Linked DNA regions of Mus musculus: region 2 is linked to region 1. A link is a loop called in an ENCODE intact Hi-C map of the cell type or tissue named here. Cell type or tissue: left cerebral cortex. All regions are shown on one strand. Each heading gives the region's core, and the rest is flanking DNA. Links, peaks and the distances in the headings are about the cores only.

The links. Hi-C counts contacts between places; a loop is a spot of excess contacts. Peaks named below come from ENCODE experiments on the same cell type or tissue, not always from the same donor. Only the 100,000 strongest peaks of a DNase experiment are listed, where the experiment ranks them.
Region 2: a loop joins it to region 1, with 2.6 times the contacts of the local background. A loop is called at or near these places in 23 of 42 quality-filtered maps.

What each region holds. Positions count from the first base shown.
Region 1 is chr12:112,870,843-112,880,706 of GRCm38, forward strand. 1700127F24Rik (a long non-coding RNA gene) reads right to left here and starts at 4,984. Exons shown (of 6, transcript XR_873068.2): 1 at 4,771-4,984; 2 at 4,432-4,548; 3 at 4,220-4,320; 4 at 3,302-3,858; 5 at 2,225-2,292; 6 at 684-2,043. In left cerebral cortex, for the core only: CTCF peaks have their summits at 2,885 (motif pointing left) and 4,915 (motif pointing right); DNase peaks (open chromatin) are centred at 2,889, 4,915 and 5,629; H3K4me3 peaks cover 492 bases; H3K27ac peaks cover 558 bases.
Region 2 is chr12:112,933,864-112,943,727 of GRCm38, forward strand. Nudt14 (nudix (nucleoside diphosphate linked moiety X)-type motif 14) reads right to left here and starts at 8,279. Exons shown (of 5, transcript NM_025399.4): 1 at 8,128-8,279; 2 at 5,416-5,459; 3 at 4,932-4,996; 4 at 4,493-4,730; 5 at 428-1,187. The coding sequence starts at 8,208. The coding sequence ends at 947. In left cerebral cortex, for the core only: CTCF peaks have their summits at 5,228 (motif pointing left) and 6,391; DNase peaks (open chromatin) are centred at 4,223, 7,506 and 8,034; H3K4me3 peaks cover 693 bases; H3K27ac peaks cover 613 bases.

The sequences.
Region 1 (9,864 bases), core at 2,198-7,197:
CTGCGCTCCTTCACTCCATCCGCCCACCTATCCCCATCTCTCTAGTTGTACCCAATCCTCAGGCAACCCCAGCGCCTGGAGCCAAACAAGGCCTCCAGTCTCACTCTGCCACTCCTCTGACAAGCGGAGCTGGGCAAAGAGGCTCAGGAGGAAGTTGGAGGTTTCCTAGGCCACCTCCCCGAGCTCCCCGCCCCAGATCGCCTCAGCCAGCGGCTCAGTCTTCCAGACTGTAAGACTTGATTTCCCACGCCCTTTGCCCCAAACTACCCTCCAAGAACAGCAGCAGGAAGAGGGGCAGATCACCCTGAACCACATTGGCTGCACCCAGGGTCCTGACACAGCAGAGTTCATCTGTGGAAGACTTTGCTTCTGAGAAACGGCGGGCTAGGTTTAGGTTTAAGGGTGCTGCCAGGCTGAAGAAAACGAGGCAGGTAGCTGGCAGCACCTCTGGTGAAGAAAAGACCAATTTGACTCCAAGCTAATGCCTGCTGCTGAAGCTTGGAGGCCAGCATGGAGGAGGAGGCAATGGGTATGCTGGTTTCCTACTGGGTATGCTGGTAAATGGCAAATAGCCTGGGGCTCTTCCCTGAGGTCTTTTCTTTTTTTTTTTTTTCTTGCCTTTAAAAAAAAACTTTATTTATTATGCATTGGTGTTTTGCTTGCATATATATCTGTGTGAGGGTGTCAGATCTCCTGGAACTAGAGTCACAGGCAGTTCTGAGCTGCCATGCGGGAGCTAGGACCAGGTTTTCTAAAGGACCCAGGTCCTTTAGAAGAGCAGATGGTGTTCTTAACCGCTGGGGCAGCTCTTTAACTCCCTTTTTCTCTTGTTTAAGAAAGGCCTTGCTGTGCAACCCAGGGCAGGCTTTGAACTGGAAATCTCTCTGCTTCCACTTCCTAGGTGTTGGTATTATAGGCATTTGCCACCATGCAAGGCTAGGATAGTTTCTTGATACAGAGACCCCAGAGACCTCAACCAGAAACGTTCTCAGACTACAGTGACATTCTCCCAAGCCAAGCTGGAGTAATCCAGGCCTCTGGGGCCTGTCACATCTCCTGGCAGGAAAGCAGCTAGAAGTGACTGAATGTCCCCTGGACAGGGAGACGTTCAGTTCCTGTGTCCTAAGCCTCCAGCCCCATCCCTCCAGGGTCACCTCTTGGTCACCTCCCTCGACAAGCCCTACTGTCTAAACAAGGAGGAAGACACATCCCACCCAAAGGAGTGGTGGCCAACTGGTGTGGTTGTCTGAGCATGCTCAATGGGGTCCCTGAAGCTTTCCAGGTCTTTCTGGGGGATGTAGCCTCTCAGAGTTCAGTCCCCAAAGACCCTTAATTGGCTGATACCCACAACCCCTGCTCAGATCCTAGAGCTCTGGTCTCATGTCACCTCTTTCTGGGCTAACCACTGGCCAGCTCTTCTTTGGTCCGGACCTGGCAGCTTCTTAGGCTACCACCATCTCCTGGGAACAAAGGGTTGAACAACCTGGGAACACTCACCACCTGCCTATATATATGTTGTATATATTGATATATATCAATGATGAGAATATATGAGGCTTATAAAAAAGGGGGGCTGTGTTTCTACAAATTGGGGGGATTTAAGCATTTCACACAGGCACAAGATGAAGACAGTGGTGACTGTGTTCCTAGGAGATCAGCTGAGGAGACACTCAGCCCCCAGCTGCCTGCCACCACCCCCATAGCACCCCTTCAGTCTCCCACCCCCCAGCTATGGGGAAAGGGGAGATGTTTGCCATTTATCTCAAATGCATCCTATGAATAACTTTTTTTTAAAAGACAGGATCTCACTATATAGCCCTGGCTATCCCAGAAATCACTGTATAGACCAACCAGATTAGCCTCGAACTCACAGAGATCTACCCACCTCTACCTCCCTAGTCCCGGGACTAAAGCCATGAGCGACCATGTCTGCCTTCTGGGCAACTTTCTATCCACCTTCACCAAATCCTGGGGGGCAAAGATACAAAGAAAACACCAGAGAAGGAAAAGAAGGAGCCCTCCAGCCCAGTAGCTCCTGCGTCCCTAGAGGGGAAGATAAAGAACTGTGAAGACACCATATGTGACTGTCCCTCCCTCATGTGACACCAGAACAGCCATGCCATACTCCTGAGAGGATGTGACTGGGGTATGAGAGGTCACACACCCTGCCTGCCCACCCTCATGTAGGTATGGAGGGGCAGCCTGGGTCACCGTCTCGTCCCACCTTCTTCCTCTCGGGTATCATCTCACAAGGTGCTCCAGGTCTGGTTGAAGTTCAGCCATTCGGCAGCCCTGTACGTGAATGAACACAGCCCTTAGCCAGCTCTTGAACTGACAGCTCCTTGTCCACCAAGCCCTGTTTGTTGGCCCGCGCCCACACCCAGCACTCCCTGGAAGCTCTGCTGATTCAAAGTAACTTCACCTCAGCTTCCTCTAGACACGCAGTCTTCACTGAGACCCCCACCAACACCAGATCGTCGGCCCAGTGGGTGTAAGAGTGACACAGGGGTCTCAGCTTCTCTTGACCCCAACATCACACACTTGAAAGGTGAATCCAAGAGACCCTGCCATGGGCACTCTGAGCTCAGCTCAAGTTCAAGCCTTTGGTGGAAACATTCTGAGTAAACTCTGAACTTTGAAGGAGGAAGGTCTTTCTGGCGCAGTCCAGCCTGATGACCACAATATGCAGGACCTTTCATTAGTTGCTCTCCTAACCAGCCACACCACACCACCTTACCAAGTCTGATAAGCTCTCTCTGTCCTCATTTGTGACCCCATGAGGCTGCTACCCGGAAGAGGTGGTGTAGTGCGGAACGACAGACAGACAGACCTAAGACATAATCTGTTTAGGTTTCCAACAGTGGCCTGGCAGCCTGCCACCTGGTGGCTATGACAGTCCTTGCACATGCTCATAGATTAGCGGAGGGCTCCTTGCCTGGCTCCAGCCCACTTTCCCAAGTCTGCTCGGCCTCAGGATGGGGAGCACAAATGGGTGTGTGTGACACCTGCTCAACCAGCTTCCAAGGCTTGCTTCTGTCCCCAGCACTGTCAGTGCTCTGCTATCAACTCTTCCGTGGGATCACCTCTGAAAGTTCCCACAGTCCTGCGCCCCCACCACACACACACACATGGATAGCGATTTTTCTTGCAGATAAAAAAAAGACTCCCCCAGCCTCCGCCGTTCGGGAGACTTTCCTGCTCATCCGGGATCCTAAAACTTGCTGCTCCTTCTGGCTGGGATCCAGAGTGTATCAACCCCCACGCCCCCAGCCCCTACGCGGCCCTTTGAGCTGGAGCTTACAGGCCAGTCTCTTCTCGCTGGGAATGTCACAATCTGCTCCACGACCTGCTCCACATGCCTCTGGTCCTTGAGCTAGGTTACCCCCCTTCTCCTCCGCCTCCTGGGTAAGCTCTTGGCCGTCCGGCAGCCTAGGGCCAAGAGCCCACTCCCACCCATACCCTACGGAGAGTGGAGCACGCTGGGGCTTGCCCAGGCGTCAGCGGGGGAGTCCACAACCCCTGAGCGAGCCTCAGCAGGTAAAGGGCAGAATTTCGTCTCCGCCTTCGCTGTCTAGAGCGAACCTGAGTGACCCGCTCTGACTTCCTGAGGTTCCCGCACATGCGCGTCTGGCGGACCGCAGCCTGATGTCCAGGCAGAAATGCTAGGAGCGCACCAAGCCTTCGCCTATGTTGTATTTGCAAAATAACCGGGTGAAGTACGGATTGCTATTGTTCTCAATTTGCAGATTCAGAAATCCAGGTGTAATGCATTCTCACCCAGATGCAGCCCTCCCAACATAGAGTTTTGCACAGAAACCAGTTATTCGTGACACTGGAGACTTGATGACTTGCACAGATCTGTGACAAGGGGAGAAGAGGGCAAGACCAAGAAGAGGCGAGATTCCCGATTGATCCCCTCTCTGTCTGTCCCCTCCCTAGGAAAGATGAGCCTCATAAGCACTCAGGTGGAGTAAGACTAAATCTAACTTCTTTACCCCTAACCACTCCATAGGACCAGCCCCGACTCCCTCCCTTCTGGGAACCCAGTTCTGCCTATCAAACCACTGGACTCATAGGGACCCTCTGAGCACATTGCAGGGGAGTTTCAGGAGGCTTCGTTGTGGTCCCAACAACTTCTACCCTGGGCCTGCTGGGCTAGGGAGGGTAAGATCAGGAAGAGATGGGATTCCCCCCACCCCCACCCCAGATGCACACAAACCTCTTTCCTTCTTCTAGGCCAACCTCCTCAGAGTCCCTCACTCACTGAGTAGGGGAATCCATCTCTGCCAAAGATGCCAGGTGAGGGCTACAAAACAGCCACTAGAGAAAGCCAAGAGGGCAGTGAATTGCAGCCACTTTACCAAATGGTTTGTGCCTCTATCTACCAATCTATGCAAAAGGTTTTATTTCCATGTCACGATGGGACAATACCTGATGAATGTGTCATTGTCGCAGTTTCTGGGAGCAAACCACAGGAGCCCCTACGGAGCCACCTCTCCCGAACCTCCTCAGCAGCTGCTCAGTTGCTTTATCATGATGCTCTGGGCTCTGGGAGCAAGAGAGTGTCAGACTAAGTGTAGACAGACAGGCACAGGTGCATGCTCTTATGCATTAGTCACCAAAGCCTTACCCACGTATTCATGTCCCAAACCATATAGATGGCTATAAATGTCTAGTCCCAGAACCCCTATGCTAGGTCACTGTGGGTTTCCCAAGTTTTGTGTCATAGAAAACGGAGTCTAGGACCAAACACCTCAGCCTGACCCACACCTCCTTCAGCATGGTCACCCGAAGGTCCAAGCTGAGTACGTTCTCCCAGACGAGCAGTGATGAGACCAGCTGGCCTCCTCTGGCACGCGGACATAGGCTGGGAAAGCTAGCCTAAAACCTAAGTCAACACTGCGGCCACCAGGGGGCACCCAGCTCCACAGATAAGGTGGGAGACCATGTTCTTGGAGCCAGAGAGGGCTCCGGAGGCAGAGTGTTGGCTGGGACCTCACATCATCATGACGACTCAGGGAGGTAGTATTGTGATGCCATTCTCCCACTGAGGACACGTGCCAGAGAAAGGGACATCATTGGTCCTGACACTTAGGGCTGGAAGACTTGGGCCTCAGAATTTTCCAAGTTTACCCTGAACCAGCTTGTGTCTAGCTTGCGTCCAGCTTGCTGCATGACTCCAGGAATGTTACTTGACCTTGAGGTTGATGGTGGTGTGAGGAAGCAATAATTGGACCCTGGGACCAGGGGTCTATCCTCAGCCAGTACAGGGGCTTCAGGGCTGCTGTTTACAGGCAGGTTCCTATTACTCAGCGGGAGGAGAGTTTGCAAAACTCCATCGACTCCTATAAAGAACCCCTGCTGCCTGATGCAACTGTAGAATGCCCACCTAACAGTGCCCCCTCCCCACTGTGGCCCTACCAGCCCAGAGCCAGTACAACAGGCAGGAATTGGATTGGCAGTGTGGACCCCCTTTGACCCTCCTGCCTAATGCCATCCAGGGCAGCCAGATTGGGCAAGGCCACCGCCTGGATCTGGCAAAAGTTACCGCCTGCCTCCCAGGCAGCTGGAGCTGAGTGCTGGTAGCGCAGTCTTTCCCACGCTCCGTGATGCCAGTCTTGGCACTCCAGCTCCGCCCCACCCTTGCCTTGCTGGGCCCCGGGCACCCGGAATGTGGCTGAAGATTCTGTCCCCCTGGGCCACAGATTCCTGTCTCAGTGGGTGTGGGCGGAGGCCCGCTTTCCGCCCTTTGATCCCGGCCAACTCCAGCTAGCGGGCCACGCCCAAACCCTGCCAGCCCGGCCCAGGCGCAAGATGGAGGCGGGGCTAGTCTCGACTCCCCAGGCTCTCGAACTCTGGCTCCTAGAGTTCTGGCTCTATCTTGGAGTTCTAGCACCAGCAGTGATTGACTCCTTACTACCCAATGTGCAGCCTGATGCCGGTCAGGGCTGCAGCCAGACAAGGAAATCCGAGACTCTTCTAGTACGGTTTCTCTCGTGGTCGCTGTGAGCTGGGTGGTAGTTTGCCTATCTCCAATCTCTCTCAACAACTAATCCTGGGACATGGGATCGACTAGAGGGAAGGAGAGGCACCCTCTAAGCCCAGGAAGACAAGGGCAGCGTCTCAGAACCCAAGGGGATGGGCTAGTTCCGGAGTCCACCAGAGGTGGTCTCCAGAGGTTATGGGAGCTCCTGAGATGCGCAGCCATCTGGAGAGATCACTTGCCTCAGTTTCCCCATTTACTGGATAGAATGACAGTAATGAATATCCTGTTTCCACACTTGTGGTGGTTGGAGTGGGCTTTGGACTTACTCCATCCTTCCAAGTGGCCTCACTACGCTTTTCTAGTCGAGCCACGGAAGCCATCTGGCATTGCTTAGAGCCTTGGAGGACTGAGCCGAGGTGAGCCTCGCTGCTTCTGTGGGCTACCTGCCTCGGGTTGGTGTTGTCACTCCTGGTCAGTCCTTACCGCCAGTGTCTACCTGGCCACCGAGTGCGAGAGTCTTGCCATGTTCGTTCAAGTAGAGCGTCTGCTGCGGAAACTCAGAATAGGAACTCCACGGGGTCCTTTGCCTCCTAGGTTGGGGGTGAGAAGGACACAAGGAAGGAACTCTCAACCCGGGAGAAGGGGTCCTAAAAGGGCCTACTGGGTGTAGGAAGTTTCCCAGGGAACGGAAAAACTATGTGGCAGGACTCCTGAGCCACCCAGGTCCCTCGTGGCCGCTGACTCCCTCGGGACAGAATGGAGTAGGGGGGTGGGACGGGGCCCGCAAGCAGATTCCAGCACGGGGGTCAGACAAGCCCGCGCCTGCGCGCCGCCCGCCGGGTAGGGCGCCCGAGTTGGGGGTAGGGCGGGGAGGAGAGGACCCTGATCGCGACACACCCCCAGCGAAGGCGGGGAGAGACCCAGAGAGGCAGGCGGGAAGCGGACAGCGTGGGGCAGAGAGCAGGGGTGCGGCGGAATGCGCCTTTGTGCGCGCGGTCCTTGAGCTTGTTCTGGCGGGCCCAGCCGACCGCGCTCCAGCGTCCGCCCCCGGCCCGGTGCATACCTGGCGAGGCTGGGGTGCTGTTGGGCGGGGTTCATAGGCTGTCTCAGGTCTGTGCTGCGCCTTTGCTGACTGGAGAGGCAGAGGATCCCTTCAGCAAGGACTGGACCCTGCCAGGAGCCCTTCCGATGGCTGTAACCCTTAAGTCGTGCTCCAGTTCCTAGCCAGTGCAGGCTTGGCACTTAACGTGATGCAATGGACTGACAGACCCTCAGGAAAGTGGCTAGGCTAGCCTAGGGCAAGGCTTCGGAGACTGATCTCCCAAATTATAGGTGTCTAGAGCCAGGTGGCTGCTGCAGCTCATGGCTGCAGAAGGCGACCGACTGGCCAACTGAGATTACTATTGGGTAGAGAATTTAGTGGAGTTTCTCTATAGTTCTGATGGAAGAGGAGCTGGAAGCAGGCTGTAGAGCCCAGGAACTCAGAGGTTCCTGCATGAGGCACAGACTGTGGGGAAGGAGGCCAGTGGTGGGTGCTGGGAGCACCTGAAAGCATGGTGATCGAAGAAGCATATTTTAGGATTGTGTGTTTCATCCCTCATGTGACCACAAACCCTTCTAGAACCTTCATCATTGACTTAAGTCGTACCAACCCTGCTGTAACCTGAGGTGAACATAGCCTCCCTGGGCTTGAGGGCTCAGCTGTAGGAAAACTAGTGGACTGAGCTCCCAGCTGTCCCCTCCTTCACACAAGCCGACCATCGTGTGACCCATCTGCGTGCAGACTCAGGGTTAGCACTGGATGGATCAGTACCCCTCAGAGAGATCCTTTAACAGGAATTATGGGTGACATCGTGGTTATAGTAGGGCACAGAGGAGGGAGAGGCAGGAAGTGCACATGGGGTGTGGCCTCTGGGTTGAGTTAAAAGGCAGAGAGTAGAGAGCGACAAGGGTGGACCAGGAAAAAATGTATGGAATCCTCAGGTGGAGAAATGGGGTACAGGGTGGGGACTGGGCTTTAGCATCATCAGGAGGCAGCTGGGAGCCATGAGAGGTATTTGAACAGAGGAGCAACACTCAAGCGCCCCTTGTAGCCTGACCCTCCCTCTGGTCTTCAGGAGGGACCTTTGTGTAAGGAATTATCCCTGCATGTTGGACATTTCCAGATTCCTACAGTGGTCTCCCACAAGGCTCACTGTCCATGTCACACCAAGCCACTGAAGCCAGTCTCTAGGATAAGGGTTATTTGGTTCCAAGGAAGCCCAGACTGGCTTCAAACTCACTATGAATTCAGGACTGACTCTGAACTCTTGACTCTGCTTTCATCTCCTGAATCCTGAGATTATGGTCAAGTAACATCATTTCCAGCTATAGAGCTTCTTGAAGGTCACCTACTACTGGTGAAGGGTGAATCTATACACACATACACACACACACCCACACACACACACACACACACCCATCACAGATACCCTCTTGGTTTGTTAACTGACTTTGGCATTGATGCTTTGATTTTTTTTTAAGATTTATTTATTTATTTATTATATGCAAGTACACTGTAGTTGTCTTCAGATACGCCAGAAGAGGGCATCAGATCTCATTACAGGTGGTTGTGAGCCACCATGTGGTTGCTGGGATTTGAACTTCGGACCTTCGGAAGAGCAGTCGGGTGCTCTTACCCACTGAGCCATCTCACCAGCCCCGCTTTGATTTTTAAACTTGGATTTCCTGGGAGAATGATGAGCATGGACGTGTCCCTCTGTGCTTCTCTGTTCTGTCGAGCAGCCCACCCTCCTGAACATTGAGTGTCATGGTGGTCGATTCTGTGCACACCCATTCAGCCAGCAGCCATTCACCCACCAGAAGAGCAACAGCTCAGAGCCTGAGGAGTCAGGGTGTTGCTGTCTCCTCCATGAACACTGAGTGTGCTGGTGACAGAGAAGAAAAGGCCCGGGGCCTCAGACCTCTGCAGTTAGAGCTTCTTTCTAGAACCCTGGCCCTTCCATGGCCCTGGTAAGCCTGCATGGAGTGCTCACACTCAGTGCCTCATAGCAGACATATGCGCAGCTGCAACCCTCCAACAGGCAGTGGTGTCCTTCCTGCCATGAGCTGAGGTCTCACGTGTCTTCCTGCCTGACTCTTGGCTAATCTCCCTCTCACGCCTAGTCTTCCACATAGATCTAAACAGATTCGGAACCTGTAATCAATGTGGAAGGCAGAGGCAGGTGTGGCCTGGCTCTGGCCCTCACTGGCTGTGCCAGGCCTGTGCTAGCTAGCATTCAGGGCAAAGGAGAGTTGCTTAGAGAGTTTTGGGGAAGCTGGCTTAACACCACAGCTGTCTCTCTGCCTCCTCCACCTACCTTGGGCCTCTCTCCATCCAGCTGGCCCTATGTGAGCACAGTCCCCATCCATGTTTCCGTGGCCTTCCGGAGAATCTTCCTTACCCTCTGTCCTCAGACCATCCCCTCTTCCTGTACCAATTTTCTCTCCAGTCACCTCCCCTAGAGGCCCTGCTAGGCCTTGGCTCTGGCCCCTACCTTGGTGCTAACAGTGTTTACACCTGAATCACCAGCCCTGCCTCCTCTGACCAGTGAGTCTCCAGGTGGCTTTGTTTCTTCCCCACATCTCCCAGTCCTCCCCATCTGAGGCATCCCTCCCAGACGGCAAGCTAGAGCTGTCTCCCTTCCCTTCCCCATCACATCAGCCTCCTAGCGATTTGCCCACTGAGCACATGGCCCAGCCCTATCTGCCACCATCCCACGCTGATGGATTCTAGGCTTCCACTCAGCTCTCCTGCATCCTGTTGCTGAGTATTGTTTTCAATGCCACCTCAGCTTTGGAGCCAGCCTCACTATTGACACCACCCTACACCACGGTGC
Region 2 (9,864 bases), core at 3,236-8,235, 64 kb after region 1:
CTACGCATGTAGGCCCACCCTCAGGCCAGAGAGCCTTAGGCCAGCAGCACTGTGAGCTGTCACGCTAAGGCAGTTCTGCGCAAGAACCAGGCTGCCCACGCCAAGACGGCTGCTCTGGATCCCCATGATGACCTAGCCTACAGACGTGGACTTACGTCCTGCAGGCCAAGTGAGGTCCTCTCCCAACTTCCGATGGCTCAGAAGTCATGGGAAGAGTACCGGAGACACCAGACACAGAACATCACCAGATCCAAGTTCCTGGACACTGGGAGTGCAGTCCTGGTCCAGCCCCAGACATGGCAAGGTCCCTGTTTCTGCCCAGATCAGGGAGTACATACTCTGGCATGGGCAGTACTGTGCCCATTTCCTCTCAGCTGAGGCCAGTCTATCTCTGCTCCTGCAGACACAGTTCATGTTACGCATGAGAATAATTAAGAACATTTTAATTAATGCTTTGTAGACATTATCTGTCTTATCAGACAGACACCATTAAGTCATAAACCTTTCTCTTCCATATGACTACCCCTTTCCACATTTGGTCTATGTATCTACCATCCTCCGTGAAACCAACAACCCGCCCACCTACATCCCTCTTTTCCATCCGGGCCCAAGAAACTTGGGGGTAGCTGATATGGAACTTGATCAGGGATCCAAGGCTAAACACCTAGCCTGGTTCCCTCATGAGCTGGCTACTCTGCCTGACAGTACTCCAGGCTTGCTGTGCTAGCCCGCTGACAGCCATCTGCCTCCCAGGTCATCCACTTGCCCCACCAGAGGAGGACCAGAGGGTTTCTATGGAGACCTTGCTACCCTCCAAGACACAGTGCCTCACCCCAGGTCACAGTGCTCAAAGCCAGCGGACATCAGTAAAACTTACACAAGCTTTATTGGGTGCGCAGGGCAGGAGGATGAGTGGATGGGATTAGGCCTGTCCAGCCCCAAGGTCTCACTGGAGACTCAAATGGGGAACCACCTGGCTAAAGAACCAAGAGATAGCGTAGATAACCCCGAGAGTCTTGGGGATGTCAGGGTTGTCTGCGAAGGCCTGGGCGTCATCTAAATTCAGATGGATCACTTCGATGAGTTCTCCCTCCTCGGCCAGCCCTCCACCAGGCCCGCCTCGCTGGGCATCTGTCACCTCCGCGTAGAACATGGTCTGCCTGGAGCTAGTCAGTCCTACTCCAGACCTGTCAGGTAGGACAGGGACTGCTGAGAGACCAGTGTGGCCCTGCCAGACACCCTGCTTCCATGCTTCCCGCTCTGCCTTTCTGATGATCAGAACTCTGTGTAGCTTCACCCTTCCCAAATACCACTCCCGGGGCAGGGGTGGGGAGGGTATGTCCACGGAACCTGCCCCCTGCAGCGGGCGAGCCTCATGCATGTTGGGTATGCCGGCTATCATATGGCAGAGGTAGGCATCAAGGGCACTAAAATGATTTTTTGAGATGAATTTGATAACCGTGCTGGAGAGGTGGCTCAGCCACCAGTGGCTAGGCTCATCATCAAACTGTCAAGATAAATATGACATCTGACACTTAGGGGAACACACAAATGCAGAGGCACCTTACATATATATATCTTCGACCTAGGACCTGTTTGGCTAGCTGACTGAATTCATCCCGAGAGAGATACATGGGTAGGCCTGGCCTAATCAGGTGAGCTCACAAGACAGCTTCATGCTCACAATCTAAAGAGCTCTGGCACTCTCTGCTAGCACAGAGACCAGACAAGCTGCTGTGTTGTAAAAAGACGTGTGGCAAGGACCTGCAGGCATTGCTAAGATCTGAAAGTGGCTATCAGCTAGTCAGGAAGTGGCCTCTATCCCATAGCCACAAGGACCTGCTACCTTTGCACCTGGATAGATTGTGGATGTGGCAGGTGTCTCTGAATGCAGCTTATGAGACCCTACATGGAAGATCAGGGACCTTGGACACAGACTGTGCATATACAGAAGCCATGAGGTCACAAGCAAGTGGTATTAGAATCTGTGATAGGCCCTACGGATCTGTTAGGCCCCTGCCCATGTCTCCTGAGTCCAACCAGGGCCTCTGACTTCCATAAGTGCTAAGCCCAAGCCAGTTCTATCCATATCAGGCCTTCTGATTGCCTGGGGAGCCATGGACTGGATGTGGTGGTGGAGGTAGGGAATCTCACAGCAGGGCAGTTCACGGAGGCAGGAACAAGCTGGAAATACTCAAAGCCTCCCAACTCCCATCCCAAACTGACCAGGCCCAGCTATCTCTTTATCCCCACAGACCCCTACCGGATAACCCATTTTTCTAGTAGTCATGGCTATACCTGTCATAGAAATCAGTGCCCGGCCTCAGTTTCCCTAGCTTATAAGGGAGACAGCTCCAGCATGTGGTCTGGTCAGGCTAGACGCTCCCTCCAGCCTAGGCTGGTTCTAATCTCATTTATATCACAAGGTAACAATAGGCACCGGGCTTCCCTGGGCCTAGCCATCTATGGCTTACCTCTGGGGCCTCGGGCAGGGAAGTGTTAGTGGGTAGTCTCTGGTCTGTCCAGTCCCCATAAGGGCGACAGGGACAGGTGGTCTGATGTCATTCAGCCTTACCCTCAATCATGCTTCCACACAGCCAAACCCTCCTCCTCCTCAAAGTATAAACATGAGTAGGATGTTCAATGTTCCAAACACTCACCGCTCTCTAGCATCTTCTTCAGTCAGGACACAGCCAGAGGCCCTGCCTATGAGACTTCTCAAATGTCAGCCAGACGTACACAGACACACACACACAGACACCACAGAGACACACACACACAGAGACACACACACAGACAGACACCACAGAGACACACACAGACACCAGAGACACACACATAGACACACACACAGACACCACACAGACACACACATACAGACACACACAGAGACACACACACACAGACACATACACACATACAAACACAAAGACATACACAGACACGTACACAGACACACACACATAAAGACACACAGAGACACCACAGAGAGAGAGACACACACACACACAAGACACATATACACAAACACAGAGACAGACACCACAGAGACACATACACACAGAGACACACACACAGACAGGCACCACAGAGACACACACAGACACCACAGAGAAACACACATAGACACACACACACAGATACCACAGAGACACACACAGAGACACACACACAGAGAGACACATACACACATACAAACACAAAGACATACACAGACACGTACACAGACACGTACACACACAGAGACACCACAGAGACACACACACACAGAGACACAAACATAGATACACACAGAGACACCACAGAGACACACACAGACACACACATAAGACACATACATACACACACAGAGACAGACACCACAGAGACACACACAGACACACACACACACAGACACACACACACAGACACATACACACATACAAACACAAAGACATACACAGACATGTACACAGACACACACACAGACACACACACACACACACAAGACACATACATACACACACAGAGACAGACACCACAGAGACACACACAGACACACACACACAGAGACACATACACACACAAGACACATATACACACACACACAGACAGACACCACAGAGACACACACAAACTTTCCTCCTGCCCTCTGTCCCTGTCTGTCCCCCACACAGGCCACACTCTTATCATGGTCAGGTTTCTTAGATTCCCCTGGCCCTAAACACTCCATGTTGGAAGTTGAAGGATTTAGGCATCCCTGGCTGTCCACATGGAGGATACAGCATAGGGTACAGGCCAGCCCTTCAGAAGTAAGATAATGAACACCCTGGATCCAACATGGCCCAATCATAGCCTGGTGTTACAGAGTGAGGTCAGCAGGGATGGAGGCAGGAGGGCCCTGGCTGTGTTGAGTGTGCTAGGAGAGAGGTGGCGGGGACTCTGGTCCCTCTTGGTTTTGGGGGGTGGGGGGTGGTCAGAAGTACACAGCCTTGTTGGGGGTGGGGGGTGATGGGCACCATAGGACCTTCTTTCTGCCCTCAGACCTCAGCAGGGGTCAGGAATCCACACAACATCCTGAGGCAAGGGGTGGCTTCGCATCTGAGGACCGCAGCCCTGGTTGGCTGCCTGAGGGAGGCATGAGTGGCTGGTACCTGGGCTTCAGTAGGGGTAGCCCCTCCTTCTCCTCCTCCCCAGGACTTGTCCTTCCCTCATTCCTGAGAACAGAGCTGTGACTCACCCCACCCCCAGCGCCCGGTGCTTAATCCCACAGGAAGTGGGGCATCTGTCGACAGCAGCTGCCACCCGGAGCCCAACCCCACGTGGCTGGGGCTGCAGGGTAGGGGCACAGGGTTAGCACACTCTAGAACCAGCCCAAACGCCCCGGGTCTGGCCCAGCCTAGGAGCTGAGGCATGGTCCACCAAGCCTCTTCCAGCCTCATGCCTGTACACCCTCTGGGGCCGGGTTCTCACCCACTCCCTGGTAGCATTCCGCCCTGCCAAGCCTCCTTACATGTATGTGGCAACTCTGCGCAGATCGGTGGGGACCAGGCGATAGCCGCACTCTTCCCAAGCCTCCTTGCAGGCTGCCTCTTCCAGTGAGAGCCCAGGCTGGTCCACAATACCGGCACAGAGTTCCACCATCACTCCCGCTGAGCCAGGCAGTGCTTGCTGAAGTTCTTGGGGCTGGTCCTGGTTCACAGCTGTCAGGGACCCTGGGAAGTGACGCTCTACCTCGCCTGCATATACAGCTGGTATGGGGTGTGGGGGGGGGGGAGCACAGCCACATGGTGGTCACCTCAGAGTAATCTATTCTGAGCCAGGCATCTCTTGCTGGACCTCAGTTTCCCCTGTAGCCACCACTGCACCAGTATCCAGACCCTCACGATCAAGGGCCTAAAAGCACGCTACAATTCCCCAGCCCCGATTCTTGTCCGCCCAGCTGGACTCACCTGGCCGGAACTGTTTCACCAACACCAGGCTTCTCCGAGAAGAGTTGAACATGAGAATAGTCACACTGTGTGGGGAAACACACTCAGTAAAGACACACAGCCCTCTCCCCGGAGCCCTGGTTCCCATCCTCCTAGTCTCTCTCTTTCATTGACAAGCCTTGCTCAGACGGGAAGACCACACAGTCAGGCTAGGGCCCGGACCTTATGTTCCAGCTTACAGGATAGGGGCAGGGGAGGCAACATATTGGGCAGCTGGGGAAGTGGAGGCCCCTGCTGGCCAGTTTCCCAACTGTCACACCCCTATGCTCTGCATCCTGAGGAGTAAGATCAGATCTTACCAGGAGCCTGCCACCAGGGGCCTGGTGTCCCCAGCTACTAGCCACCAGGCCTCAGGGACATAAGAACCAGAGACTGGGTTGAGGTGGGAAGTGTCTGAGGAGCAGAAACTGGGGAGTTCCCCAGTGGCCAGGCCAGCCCCTCTCACCTGTCATGTGTCTTCATAAAGTCCCAGGACTTCTGGACACCGTCCTAAAAGAGACAGGGCAGCAATCAGGAAGGGTGAGCCGCTGCCAGCAACAGATGGAGGTGCACGGACCAGACAGACCCATTGTAGCAGCTCCCGGCAGGGAGGCCTGCTACCTGCCTACGCCCTTCAGGAATGGGGACTTGTAGCAGGTGGAGGTGGAGGAGATTGCCCGGGAGGTCAGGATAGCCTGATGTTCTGGGAAGGGTAAGGCAGAAAACCCGGGCAAAGGGCAGGAAAGGCATTTCATGAGGACAAAGGACTACAGAGACCTGTGCGGCCCGCCACCAAGTGTGGGAAGGAGCTACAAGGATAACAGGGAGAGCAGATGTGATGCCCTTAGGCAGGGCAGGGAGGATTCCAGGCGGGCAGAGCAGAAGTCACATATTCAAGGCCCAAGCTTCTGTGGGCCACTGGACAGCTTACACTTGCAGTTGTGGATCTGCGCATGTCAGATGGACGGTAAGTACTTGCCCCGCCCTGTTTCAGGCTCATGCTATCTCTTACACATCCCCTAGTCCTGCCACTCCTGTACATAGGGTAGCACTCAAGAAATAGCTAAGGTGGGCCCTGCAGTATTGGGGATGTCATCGATGCTTTCTATACAAGGTTAGGTTAAGATGGGGATCCCACAGTCCCCACCATCCAAATGCCACTTGGAAAGACCGGCTGTCTCTGGGGACTGGAGCCAGCAGAGACATTCCTCCCTGAAGGGTCTCTGCAGGTGGGGCTGGACCTATCCATCCCTACCCCTACCTGCTTAGTCCACCTCTGGGTCATTCATGAGCACAGCCCAGCTCACCACAGATGCAGGGGCTCCAAACAATCTGCATAAAAAGGCAGGGGCCTGGGTCCCAGAGACAGTGTGTTGCCAGGCAACAAAGAGGGAGGACACTGAGGAGAGAGCCACAGGGCTTCCTCAGGAGGAAAAGGGTACTGCTGTCAATGACAGGAGAGTCTCACAGAAAGATTGACTTGAGACTGCAGGCAGAGATATCCTGAGAGGGTAGCAGCAGCCTGGTTTCTAGGGGGAGAAGAGAGCCAATGTCCTGGGCAGGGCAGGCTGCCCAGGAGGCCGTTGAAGCACCACCTCGAGAGGCGAGCCCAGGCCTGCCCGATATCCAGCCACCTAGGCAGGCTCCAAAGAAGGCTGCCTGCCCAGGCTGCAGTGAGCCTGTCTTGCCTACCCCAACAGCTTTCCTTCAGGGAGGTCACCCTAGGTGACTTACAAGGACCCTCTTGACTCAGGATCAAACACTTTGTCAGAGCTGTGGGTAGTAGGGCCAGAGATGCTGACATGGGCCTTGGGAGGGAGAGACAGTTCTAGAATGTAGCAGTGGGCACATTCTATACAGGGCCACTGCTGCTTTGGGGCAGTTAAAGGCTGCAGACCCCTACCATGGCAAACCCAGCCCAGCCCAGTATCCTTCAGTTCCCGAGGAAATGCTGCCTACCCTCCACCCCAACCCCCACCCCCCTCCCAGCTATGACTATGGCTATGGCGGGCCGCTGCCTGCTCAACTGAGCTCTGGTTACCAATGCCATCAGCGGAAATGTGCTGGTGGGATGCCAGCCAAAGCTGTAAAGCCACCCCACAGCACTTCCCAGGAAGTGAGGGCGAACGAACCAGCCTGGACCGTCCACAGCCCACCAGAACCCCAGGTCCTGGGTATGAAAGAGCCACATGGCTACCCCATGTCACCAGCCGAGGAAAGGGAAAAGAAGTGTGATCCCCCACACACACCCCGTGTCTCTACCCTTTGTTCCTCAACTGAACCCAGTTGCTCCCTCAAGCCTGTATTACCTCACTGCACTCTGGGAGAAGAATTCCCTAGCCTAGTGGGTAGGTGGAAAGGACCTCCACACAGCAGACACACCAGAGGCAAGGGAATTTGCAGGCTGGAGGCCACAACACTGGTGAGAGAAATGGAGTGGGAGAGCTGGGCAAACGCCAAGCCCTGGGCGGTCTGATCTAAGCTGAAACCCAGTCAGGGCTACATTGATCAGGTCAGGAAAATTGTGTATCAGACAGCATAGAGAATGGAAATGGGCAACGTGCCAGGGGCCTACTAGACAGGGCCATGCAGGGTAGAGGAGAAGGAAGACCATGGGGTAAGACGAAAGAGAAGAGGCAGCAAGTAGGTTCAACAAATGTTTTCTGTGTGCCTACTAGGTGCCCAACGGTGTCATGTGAGATAGCTATGTATGGCCCTGTTGTTCTGGGAGACAGACACCTGGGAGCTGCGAAAGACTGAGTTGAAGAGGTTTCTTCGTGACAGCAGACTTTCTGTTAAGGCTTGAAGGAGGAGCTAGAAAGAAGGCGCAAGGAGGGTATCTGCAATTGTGGGGTTCCCCAAGAGTTCTTCCTGCCCTGATCCAAGAGTTTTCCTGCCCTGATACCCAGAGTAATCAATGGGTCTAACTGCATAAAAGTATCGATGGGCGGTCAGAAATGGAGGGCCAGTCAAATCTTCCTCAGGAAAGAGCGATTCTCTTTGCATGTCCTTCCTTGGCCATTCCGGGTTGACCGACTGGCCGTCAGGACTGCAGGAGGGCGGAGCTCAAGCTCTGAGAATCCGCTCAGGGCGGAGTCGTGAGCTCGGGGGGCGGGGCCGGGGCCGCAACGCGGGGGGCGGGGGGAGAGCGCGGAGACACGCGAGTGGGGCGGATCACCTGGCGGTAGTGCAGCGTGAAAGGCCGCAGGTAGGGCGAATGGGCACAGAGGCCCACGGCCACCCCGTCGATGCGCTCCATGGTGGCGCAGAGCAGATTCTTCCGCGGATCGAAGCCGGCGGGCGCGTCTACGCACTTCTGGGCATGCCCAGTTCACACGCGGGGCGGGCCGGGGGGCGGGGCGGAGGGCGGGCCACAGAGTCCAGGTAGCACCTGCGGGAGTGCTGCGCGCGAGGGAGGCGCTTTCAGACAAGTCCCCAAGCCAGCATAAAGGGGAAGCGAACTGAGTAGGGTGGAGAGGGCTTCGTAGTATATGAAGCCTCCAACGGGTGGAAATCAGAGGGGATCACCGGGGTAGGTCAGCTGAGCGGGAGTCTGTTTGGCCGGGGTTAGCAACAAACTCACCCCCTTCCCAAGTCTGGGGAGCCAGGGCCCCCACTGAAGCGTACAGAAGGGGAGAATAGAAGACAAATCTGAAGAGAAAAGGCTGGTGAAGGAAGGCCCCGGGAAGAGCACTAGCCACACAGAGGCTGACCTGACCCTGTTTGAGAGAAAGTGCGACTTCCTGTCTCTGTTCTTCACAAAGGCCATGTTGCTGCACACATTTCACAACAGCTGTTCAGGGCCCCAGATCTGCTCCATCACTATGTCAATCCAGATGCATCCAAAGTTCCAGGCCACTCTAGATTCAAGGAGAGAGGACTTCACTATATGGGACACATGGTTCACAGAGAGCCATTCTTAAAGACTACACACACACACACACACACACACACACATACACACACACACACACACACATCCCTCTCCTAAAGTACTGAACTTTCCAGGCTTTGGCCTGGCCACCTAGTGTCCTGGAGGTCAGAGTGACTATCAACCAAGAGCTCCTCTAGTCCCCGAAACCAAAGCCCTCAGGTGTCTTCCTTTATTTCAGAGGCCTCCTGGCAGACTTTCTCCCTAGAGTGTGTGTAGACAATAGGGACCAGTCACAGAGTTCTCACTGCTATAACCAGTAGTTCAGGCAAAGGAAGATGTTAAAGGGCCCAGTGTCACTGGCCGGGGGCTACCTGTGCTCACTGGGCCTGCCTGAGAGGAAAACAGAAAGCCCCCACAACTCTACAGATCATTGTAGGGGGAAAGTCACATTTGAATGTTAGTATAAACTGAGGTGAGTAGAGTTTCTGGGATCCCTGGGCCACAGGAAAGGGCTACCTGTGTGCAGGAGCAAGAAATATGTCTGTCCAAGGGGCTTTGGCCAGGGCCCAGAGTGGTACTGTTAGATAGCTGATCATTGTCCCCATGGGAGCAATGCAGGAGCCTGGATGGAGAGGGGTTTGTCAAAAGTGGGTGGGGTGAGGTGGGAAGGCACCATGCTGCCAATGCCCAAGACTTAGAGAAACCATCTCTGTGTTCGGCAAGCCGTTTCCTGGAGTTCCAAAGACCCCGTTGAACACATGTCCAGGACAGTGCAGACATCATGAGACACGAGGCCACAAGTCAGCGTTATTACATCTGCTGTCTTTCAGCAAGACAAACTTCTATAGAGTCAGTTCAGGATGCTGGGACTCCAACACAAGGTCCCTGGCTGGGATTTGGGTGTCTCCAGACTTGTCTCTCAGATCCTAGAAAGTCCCACTCTGGCATGTGGTCTATCCCCTACCTTCAAAACATTGTTGGCTCCCTGCTCTCTGACATTCTGCTGGTGGTCTCTGGACTCTGCCTCCATCCTTTCAGGAC